2 separate regions of the Homo sapiens genome follow, and region 2 is linked to region 1. The links are chromatin contacts, found by Hi-C in ENCODE. All regions are on one chromosome and are shown on one strand. The core of a region is the stretch at or near the end of the contact, and the rest is flanking DNA. Distances in the headings are between cores, read along the strand shown. Region 1 has its middle 28 kb from the start of CCR6. Region 2 has its middle 20 kb from the start of PRR18.

What was found. Hi-C counts contacts between places; a loop is a spot of excess contacts on that map. Pooled maps may share reads with other maps.
Region 2: a loop to region 1 is called in a pooled map, with 5 times the contacts of the local background. The contact joins two enhancer-like sites. A Hi-C loop is called at or near these places in 2 of 37 single-sample maps with no recorded cell type and 2 of 50 pooled maps.

The regions. Positions count from the first base shown.
Region 1 is chr6:167,092,141-167,097,364 of GRCh38, forward strand. No RefSeq gene overlaps it. Among named protein-coding and RNA genes, the nearest start is that of CCR6, 28 kb to the right of the region's middle. RefSeq lists enhancers at 241-300, 1,186-1,255, 1,366-1,735, 3,066-3,125, 3,326-3,405. Within about 2 kb of position 2,036, at least 8 of the 41 ENCODE cell types and tissues checked have a DNase peak (open chromatin) inside an H3K27ac peak, as active enhancers do.
Region 2 is chr6:166,285,666-166,290,889 of GRCh38, forward strand. No RefSeq gene overlaps it. Among named protein-coding and RNA genes, the nearest start is that of PRR18, 20 kb to the right of the region's middle. RefSeq lists an enhancer at 1,385-1,554. Within about 2 kb of position 1,251, at least 5 of the 41 ENCODE cell types and tissues checked have a DNase peak (open chromatin) inside an H3K27ac peak, as active enhancers do.

The DNA.
Region 1 (5,224 bases), core at 786-3,285:
CAAAAGTTTGGGGCAGGAAGGAGTGGGAATGACTGGCTATGAATGTGGGATATACACTATTAATACATCCTGGAGATGGCCAGGAACATTTGCTGATTTTGCTGACGTATTTGATGTGGAGAAAGAATCCAAGCACGACTGCAAGGTTTGGGGCCTGAGCAGTTGGAAGGACTGACTGTTGCTTTGATGATAGCACATGTCGGAGGAACAGGTCTGGGGAGTGAAATTGAGTTTGGCTTCAGATCTGAGACTCTTCTGAATACTCTGAGTGGGGGTCGGCGTCTGGAGTTCCACAGGAGGCTCTAGGCTGAAGACAGCGTGTAGGAGTGGAGTCGGTTAATATGATTATTAACTGGATAGTGTCTTCCCAAAATTCATGTTCACGCAGAATATTATTTGGAATATTATTTTATATTATTTGGAAATAGAGCCTTTGCAGTTGCAATTAGTTATGGGACTCAAAGTGAAATTATCTTGCATTCAGGGCAGGCCTTATGAAAACAGGAGAGAACGCAGAGACGGAGGGTTTGTGAAGACGGAGGCATAGATTGGAGTGATGCATTCACAAGTCAAGGGGCACCAGGAACTGCAGACCCCACCGGAAATGGGAAGCGAGGCTGGGGACGGTTCCCTGCACAGCCTCCAAATGGAGCCACCCCTGACAGCACCTCGATTTCGGACCTCTGGCCCCCGAAGAGTGAGGAAGTAGGTTTCCGTTGTTTTAAACCACATTGTTTGTGGTACTTTGCTGAGGAAACGGACTCAGGGCTCAGCCTGTAAAGGGTGTTTACAGCATGGGTCTGAATGATGCCCTCCAGAACCTGTGCCAGTGTGTGTTGATGTTGGGGGGAGGTGGCCAGGCAGAGGAGCTTCGTGAATCTTCTTACTAACCAGTGAAAAGCAACAAGGAAGAAACAGACGGTGCGTTCCAAAGTAATTCTGGCCAGTGCTGCCTCTGCAGCTCTCTGGGTAAAAGCTCCGTAAAGACTGAAAATCAGGGAACCTCACTCCTACCCTGGTGCCCAGTACTGAAGCTCGGTGCCCAGTACTGAAGCTCGGTGCCCAGTACTGAAGCTCGGTGCCCAGTACTGAAAATCATCCTTACAATATCAGCATTGGCTTGGAGGGGTGTTACATATTTTTAAATATCAGCTTTATTGGGATAACTTACATACAGCAAAATGCATCCATTCTCAGGGTCCACTTCAGTGAGTTTTGACAACGACTGTGTTCCAGTGTAACTGCAACCCCAATCAAGATCTAGAACTTTCTACTCCCACCAGCTTCCCTGAGCTCCCTTCCTGTCAATCCCTCCCCGTCTCTCCCTGCTCCAGGCAACTGCTCACCTGTTTTCTGTGACTAAATAGAAGAGGCTTCCCCTAGGGTTTTGCATACTTGGAACCCTACGGAAGGCACTGTCTGTGCCTGCGTCTTCGCCCCGGCGAGCTGTTTCCAGAATCCTCTGGGCGGTGGCCTCGCCTCCTGGGCTGCGCTGCGATCAGCTGGGGCAGGCTGTGCTTCTCTTACCAACCCTGCTTCGGTGACACCGGGTTGTTTGCCTGACATTGGCCGTGGTGTGAGTGTTGACCTCACAGAAACGGGCCCGGGCTACCAGCCGGGGCTGCGTTCTCCCAGAGCACTGGAGGATACACATCTGCCGGTCACACGCTGGCCATGTCTTTTCACATTCAGAATAATTTCCTGATCACTCTTCTGCCCATATGAGCAAAAGTCCAGTCTCCATGATTGCCCTGCCCCGGCCTGCTCATAGCTCACCCTCCCGTGTTCCCAGGAATCCCAGGAGCCCGCCTCGAGGGCCGTATCCTGCTTCCAGAGGCATCGTGGACAGAGAAAGGAAGCCCGAGGCCCATCCCTGGCTTGACTGCGTGGGACGCGTTCTCCGCTGCCCTTGCTTCCCTCACGTGGAGCGGAGAGCAGGCGCTGAGAAGGGGCCCTGCGTGGTGACCCACTAGGGTTAGTTCAGAGCCTTGTGCACACAGACCCGAGGGGGTTTTCAAAGGAAGCTGACACCCCCGCGAGCTGAGGGCGGCTGTTCTCACGCATGCTCAGTGGCGCTCCCTGAGTGCTGAGAGCCACGGTCGGTGAGAGAGGAGCTTCCTGATGAGCCTCAGACGGTGCTGAAACCAGCCGACTCTGCCCAGGATCCTGAGTCCTGGTTTCCTGTTGACCCTTCCTTCCCTCACGACTTATTTCCCCTGGGAACTATCGATGTTCTTTTGGCCAGTGGGCTTCCGTTGAGGCCATCCTAATCATCAGAGAGGTTTTAGTCGAGTTAAACCTCAAAAGAGAAGGTGTTTCTTAATTTTCCCAGGGGTGCCCTTGGCCCTGATACAGATTTAGCTACCTTCCCCCGAAAGCCTCAAAGTTCTGCAAACTCACAGCCAAGCAAAACGCAGCTGCAGTCGAGCCAGCCTCGAAAGGTCTTACAACTTTCTGCAGTGGCCAGCTTGTTCTCTGTTTCCATGCCTTCCAGAATGAAGAAGATCAGTTCTAAGGTTTCTTACTATTTCTACCAAGAGACGACCATCGGCATTCCACAGACGGCTCCTCTAGCTGTGCACAATGCCTGTTCTTATCGTTATCACCCGCTTCGCGCCAGCGGTTCTCAATACAAATTCCTTGAGGTTTCACAGTCACAGATAGGTTGTATTTGTAGGGAAACAGAAGTGCTTCAGTGGAATACTATTGCTCTTTGTACAGAAACCTGACACCTAGTACTTCTGAATTCTAATCCTAGTTCTGTTAACAATTGGCTTTGTAGCAGCCTAGATAAAGTCAAATTATTTCTCTGTGTAAAAGAAAAACCTAACCAGTAGCAGGGGCACAGTAGTCTATGTGCCTTCCCTCTGGGCTTGTGGTTAGTCAGCAATGGGGGCTTTGTGAACTGCGTAGACCAGCACCCCACAGTCTGTTTCAGTTCCAGTTTATCCCATTGTCTCACGTGATCTTGAGTCATTTAATCATTCTGTGCTTTTTCAGCCTTCAGTGTAACAAAATAATTTACTAAGCACCTAGCAACTTGGGGTTTGCTTGAGGTTGTTATATCTGATTAGATATATCTCTATTAGATATTAGATGTGTCTGTACATGTAAAGTATGATACATTATATCCCCACAAGCCAAACAGGCACACGTAAGGCCAGCTTATAGCATTGAGATTTGGAAGACCCCTTAGAAGGTAGATCAGTGACCAACAACTGGGCAAGAAATTCCCTTGACAATGCAGCTGCTTGAGTAGTTTCAGTTTCAGAGCTCTCCTGTGGCAAGTGAATTATTGGATAGTAGTGACTTATTCATGTGTTAGAAAGTCCTTCTTTGGATGAGCTGGTATCTACGGAAACTTCCCTTATTCTACTTTTGTCTCTGCACCTAGCATAGTTCCTGGTACAGTATATAATGAGCCCTCAGAAAATATTAGGGGAACTGAGAACAAGACTGTTTTCTTCCACACAGTAGCTCTTTAAAATTTGAAGGTAGCTCTCATGTTGCCCCCTAATTTTCTCATTTTGGGACTAAACACACTCACTTGCTATAATTCTTTATAGAGGGGTGTGGCCCCCGATGTGTGGCTGTGGAAAGGCATGGTCCCCAATGTGTGACCGTTCAGGTTGCGTTTCTGAACGCAACTCACATCACTTCTAAGATAGGGTGTCCAGGTCTGGAAGAAATGATCCATTTCTCTACTGATGAGCATAGCAATCTGTGGGCCTGTTGCTGTCCACGTCTGGAATACCAGCTAAGGTGGATTGATGGTGCCGATGGCCCCCATGCATAGGTTCCTGGCACTCCCATCCTCTGGGATGTGGTCCACAGCTCCTCCCATTGCAGGTGGAGGGTCTGCTTCCCCACCCAAGTCTGCCTTGGCCTGAGACTTGCTTTGACCAGTGGAATGTGAGCAAAGTGAGGCTGTGCCAGTTCCAGTCTGTGCCACCAGGTCCCTGCTGGAAACCAGCTTCCATCATGACAGCAGGCTGGGGCTGGCCTGCATGAGGGTGACAGAGCACAAGAGGTACAAGAGTTGTTCCTGTCAAGGCCATTCTGGACCAGCCTGCACTGGCTGACCGATTGACCAGACAGGGAGTGTGCTGGGCCAGGTCATAGTGGCCCTAGGACCACCCTGGAGACTTGGGGGCAATGTTGAATGGTTATCACTGTGTGTCACTGAGGTTTTAGGGTTGTTTCTCGGGCAGTGTTGTTTTGGCAATAGATAATTCATACACCCTACTACTAGCACTGCCCAAGACTGGATTATCTGTGACAGGGACTTATATCAGACTTGTGACCTATGACCTTCGTCTGATCACTTTTATGTATACCAATTTCCCTACCTGTGCCATCCAACATGGTAGCCACCAGTCATGTGTGACTACAGAGTGCTTGAAGCATGTTAGTCTGAAGTGAGATGTGCTATAAATATAAACTACACACCTGATTTTGAAGACTTTCTACAAAAATCTAAACGATCTCACTGACAATTTTTATTGATTACATGTTGAATGTATTATATTTTAGATATATCAAGTTAAAATAAAAATATTTGGAAAATTAATAATTTCAGTTTGCTTTGTTTTGTTTGTTTGTTTGTTTGTTTTGAGATGGAGTCTTGCTCTGTTGCCCAGGATGGAGTGCGGAGGCTGCAACCTCCATCTCCCGAGTTCAAGAGATTCTCCTGCTTCAGCCTCCCAAATAGCTGGGATTACAGGCATGCGCCACCACACCCGGCTAATTTTGTATTTTTAGTAGAGATGGGGTTTCTCCATGTTGGCCAGGCTGGTCTCAAACTCCTGACCTCAGGTGATCCACCTGCCTTGGCCTCCCAAACTGCTGGGATTACATGTGTGAACCACTGCGCCCGGCCTCGGTTTGCTTTTTTGAATGTGGCTGCTAAAAAATTAAAATGACATACGTGGCTCACGTTACATCCCTGCTGGACAGCAGCGTCCCAGACAGAGCCCTGGAAACCTACATGTTTCTAATTTCCTTATCTTCATATTTTATTGTTTTCAGCTCAGAATTCCAACCACATGAGATAATATGGAACCTTGAGCACTATCTGTAGCATCTGTTGTCCATCACAGATCTTAGAATTCAGCAGGTTTGATAATCATCTTTCCCTTTTGCATGCAACTCATTGATTTAAAATAATTCTGACCAGCACAAGGCCAATGGCACGATCATGTAGCATTTCATTAATCAATTCTTT
Region 2 (5,224 bases), core at 1-2,500, 810 kb before region 1:
GAATAGAAGAAATTGCATTTCACATAGAGTGAGTATAGTTTCCTTAAATTATTTGCTTCAGATGCACTCACATACATACACACTTGATCACAATTATGTGTATTTCTTACTGGAGGTCAGACAGTCAAGGTCTGGAAGCCACTGTATTTTAGGAAGGAAAAGGAAAAGCAAACCTTCCTCCCAGGGAAGCAGATGAGGATAGAGGAAGCGGCAGTCAGGCCCTGGGGGGCTCAGGAAATGCTGGGGTTCCCTCCACAGTTTGTGTCGTCTGAGCACCCACCTTTGGAAATACAGTGAGGAGTCAGGGAGGAGACTTGTCTGCTCCTTTTACCAACCATCGGAACTTAACCCAGCGCTTAACTTGAGCTTCCTTGTGGGCACACGGCTTCAAGAAGGGGCTGCTCTGTTATTCATCCAGAGCGGCTTCACCATAGTTTAACATGGATTCTCCTCATTAAGCAGCTATATTGCTGGGGGAAAAAAAGGAACTGATAGGGTCATGTTCTTTTTTTTTTTTTTTTTTTTTTTTTTTTGAGACAGAGTCTTGCTCTGTCGCCCAGGCTAGAGTGCAGTGGCACAATCTCGGCTCACTGCAACCTCCACCTCCCAGGTTCAAGCAATTCTCATGCCTCAGCCTCCTGAGTAGCTGGGATTACAGGCACGTTCCACAACACCCGGCTAATTTTTGTATTTTTAGTAGAGGCGAGGTTTCACCATATTGGCCAGACTGGTCTTGAACTCCTGACCTTGTGATCTGCCTGCCTCGGCCTCCCAAAGTGCTGGGATTACAGGTGTGAGCCACCGCGACCGGACTGGTCATGTTCTTTTTGAAAATTGGAAAGATGAGTGAGCTATGCATCTATTTCAGTTACATTAAAATCATGATACTTTATAAAATTATAATACTTTTTTGATCATTTTAAACTCAACATTATCTTGAACCACATTTAAGAATGTAATAAATTTTATTTTTTCTTGTATCTTTTTGATGAAAATTGGACAACTATAACAATTATCTCTCTGCTGCTCGAATTCTTCGATCATTCCTGCACACGAGTCTAGAGAGTTGGTCCTGCACATATGTGGGGACCCTTTTCCACCCAAGCGACAGAAACTGCTGCCAACAGGAGCAAGGCCCCTGGGAAGCAGGCATTCCTTCTTCCTCATTGTCAGGTGGAAGGGGCCGCTGGGGGGATGGCCTTTCTGTGCTTTTGCATTCAGTGGCTCCACAAAGACCTACTTGCCACCTGGCCATAATAGGGAAAAACAACTGAGGTTACTTCCTGTTTCTCTTCATTTGTTCACCCTACTGTGACAGAGCAGACCTCATCCGCTTGGCTATCAGAGGCTGCAGCCAGGACGGAGTGCTGACCTAACAGGAAGAAGATGAAACCGTTTTGAAGGGAATTTCTTTACTGATGACTAAACAGGTTCCCTTCTCCTATCCTGCCGGCCTGAGAGAGACTACGTGTTGGCAAGAGTTAGGCTAGAGGTTTGAGCCTTGGTTCCCTGACCTCCTGATCTCTGACGGTGGCCAAGTCCATGAACCTTTCCGGCCCTCCATGCTCTCATCTCCAAAATAGCACCTGCCTCATAAGTGGGTCAAACGAGTTAAAGGAGTCAATATCTGCCCAGTATTTGGAGCAAAGTCTAGCAGATACTAAATACTTTACAATGATTAGTAATTATTGTCACCTCTCACTTAGTCATTATTGTCACCTCTCATATGCTCAGCAGAAAATGTTTTAAAATAGCTATAAACAATTTATCAAAGAAGAAGTACAGGCCAGGCACGGAGGCTCAAGCCTGTAATCCCAGCACTTTGGGAGGCCGAAGCAGGTGGATCACCTGAGGTCAGGAGTTTGAGACCAGCCTGGGCAACATGGTGAAACCCCGTCTCTACTAAAAATACAAAAATTAGCAGGGCATGGTGGCACACACCTGTAATCCCAGCTACTCAGGAGGCTGAGGCAGAACTGCTTGAACCCGGGAAGTGGAGGTTTCAGTGAGCCGAGATTATGCCACTGCACTCCAGACTGGGCAACAGAGTTAGACTTTGTCTCAAAAAAAGTATATATATACACATATATCTTTAAACATATATATATATTTAAAGATAGATATATATAAATATAGATAGATATATACAAATATAGATAGATAGATATAAATATATAGATATATATAAATATATATAGATATATATAAATATATGTATATATAAATATAGATATATAGATATATATAAATATAGATATATAGATCTATAGATATATAGATATAGATCTATAGATATATAGATATATATAGATCTATATAGATATACAGATATATAGATCTATATAGATATATAGATCTATATAGATATATATATCTATATATCTATATAGATATATAGATCTATATAGATCTATATATCTATATATAAATATAAAGATATATAGATCTATATAGATCTATATATCTATATATAAATATAAAGATATATATATCTATATAAAGATATATATATCTATATATAGATATATATACATATATATAAATATATAGATATATATAAATATATAGATATATGGACATATAGATATATATAAATATATAGATATATATAGATATATATAAATACAGAGATATATACATAGATATATACATATATAGATATGTACAGATATATATAGATATATATACATGTATAGATATATAGAGATATATAGAGATATATATACATATATAGATATATAGAGATATATATAGATATATACATATATAGATATATAAATGTATAGATATATATAGATATATAGATATATATAAATATATAGATATATAAAGATATATAGATATATATAAATATATACATATATAGATATATAAAAATATATAGATATCTATGAACATATATAGATATATAAATATATAGATATATAGATATATAAATATAAAGATATATATAAACATATATAGATATATAAAAATATATATAGATATATATAAACATATATATATATATAAAAAATATATAGATATATATTAACATATATAGATATATATAAATATATATAGATATATATAAATATATAGATATATATAAATATATATAGATATATATAAATATATAGATATATATAAATATATATAGATATATATAAATATATAGATATATATAAATATATAGATGTATAAATATATAGATATATAAATATATAGATATATATAAATATATAGATATATATAAATGTATAGATATATAAATATATATAGATATATATAAATATATAGATATATGTAAATATATAGATATATATAAATATATGGATATATATAATATATAGATATATATAAATATATAGATATATATAATATATAGATATATATAAATATATAGATATATACAATATATAGATATATAAATATATAGATATATATAAATATATATAAATATATAGATATATATATAAATATATATAAATATATAGATATATATATAAATATATATAAATATAGAGATATATATAAATATAGAGATATATGTATGTATTCTGTATTTAATTGCCGTTTTTCAAATGTTTCAAATGTCCATTAAGCCACTACTGATAAAGTATAGCAAGCTCTCCGGCAAATGCGTGGCTGCATTGGCTATGTTCCTCCCCTTATTGGAGGGGCTTTCACAGAGGTAGGAGATGGCCCCATGGTGCAGTTCCGTTTACCAAACTTGAGTGTGCTGGGTTCTAGAGCATGGAACTCCTTAGGTGTAAATATTCGCTCTGCCACTTGACAGCCATGTAGACTTGGGCAAGTAATCCTTGGACTTCAGTTTTCTCCTTGAAAATTCCCACCCCATAAGCATGGGGTCCTACAAGACTCTGCATGATCTACCCCAACTCCCCGATGTCTCATCCAGGGCTCCCCTCTGGGCTCACTCATCATTAGTCAATCAAACTCCCCTGTGGCTCAGTCCTGCCATGCAGCTGATCCCGCTGCCTGGACCACTGTCCCTAGGATCTGATGAGCCAGCCCTTCACCTTCTTAAAGTCTTTGCTCAGATTCACTTATTCCATAACGCCTTCCGGAAGTGCCTAACACTGCAGGCTGCCTCCACCACCCCATCGCCCTTCACCTGCTAGCTTGCTCTACTCTTCTTTTTCCATGGTGCATATCACCTTCTCATTCACTACACAATTCCCCTTGTTATTTATTATTCACTGTCTCCACCCTAGTATGTAAGCCCCATGAGCACATTTTGTTTAGTGCTGCATCTGAACTCTCTGAATGGCACCTGGCATGTATCAGACACGTGGTCCACAGATGACTATGGTGGCCATATGGTGGAGTGCACATAGGGTACCCAGCGCACAGGGGGTACAGCAGGCATGTCGAGCTGTGCTGGCGGGCAGCATTCACTCCACCCTTCTCTGGCCAAGAATCCTCATCTCCCTTTGGAGTACCACCCCCAACACACCATAAGTTCCTGGGAAGACTCACACCACAGCTGCCCTCCCCTTGAAATCTGCAGCCTGAAGAAAGTGGCCTAAGTGCAGAGCAGAGCTGCAGATCCATCCACGGCCCTGAGAGAATCTGCATTAGCTCCTGTGGACTGGATCCCCGGCCTACCTTGGTTCTTCAGTTTTTCCTTCCACCCCTTTTTGAGCCCATAGCCTTCTAATCACTTTCTTCTTTAATCACATTGAAGCAGAGCTGGCTTCTTTTGTGAGAATAAGGAAGAAAAAAATTTTCTCTACCCTCTTAAGTTCAGTGATGGGGGTGTGTGAATTAAACTGACGACAGACAGATTAACAAGAGAAAAATCATACAAATGTTTGCTAAGTCATGTGTACTCATGGGAGCACTCAGGGGGTGGTTAGAATTAGGGGTCTATAAGGGAAAGGGAGTAGGGAGAAAGGGTAATTAAGGAAAGCACATTACTTTTTTTTTCTTTTTAAGTAGAGATAGGGTTTCTCCATGTTGGTCAGGCTAGTCTGGAACTCCCGATCTCAGGCGATCCGCCCACCTTGGCCTCCCAAAGTGCTGGGATTACAGGCATAAGCCACTGTGCCTGGCCCGAAAGCACACTACTTTTTGGAAAGATAAATGGGCCCTCAGGAGAACAGACAGAAGGTATGACAGTCTTGTGACAATGTCTTTCTGGGTGGGATGCCAACTTCTCTTCTCCGAAAAAAGATTAGAGTTGCTCCTGGGAGGGGATTTATAATAACTGAGTTCTTTT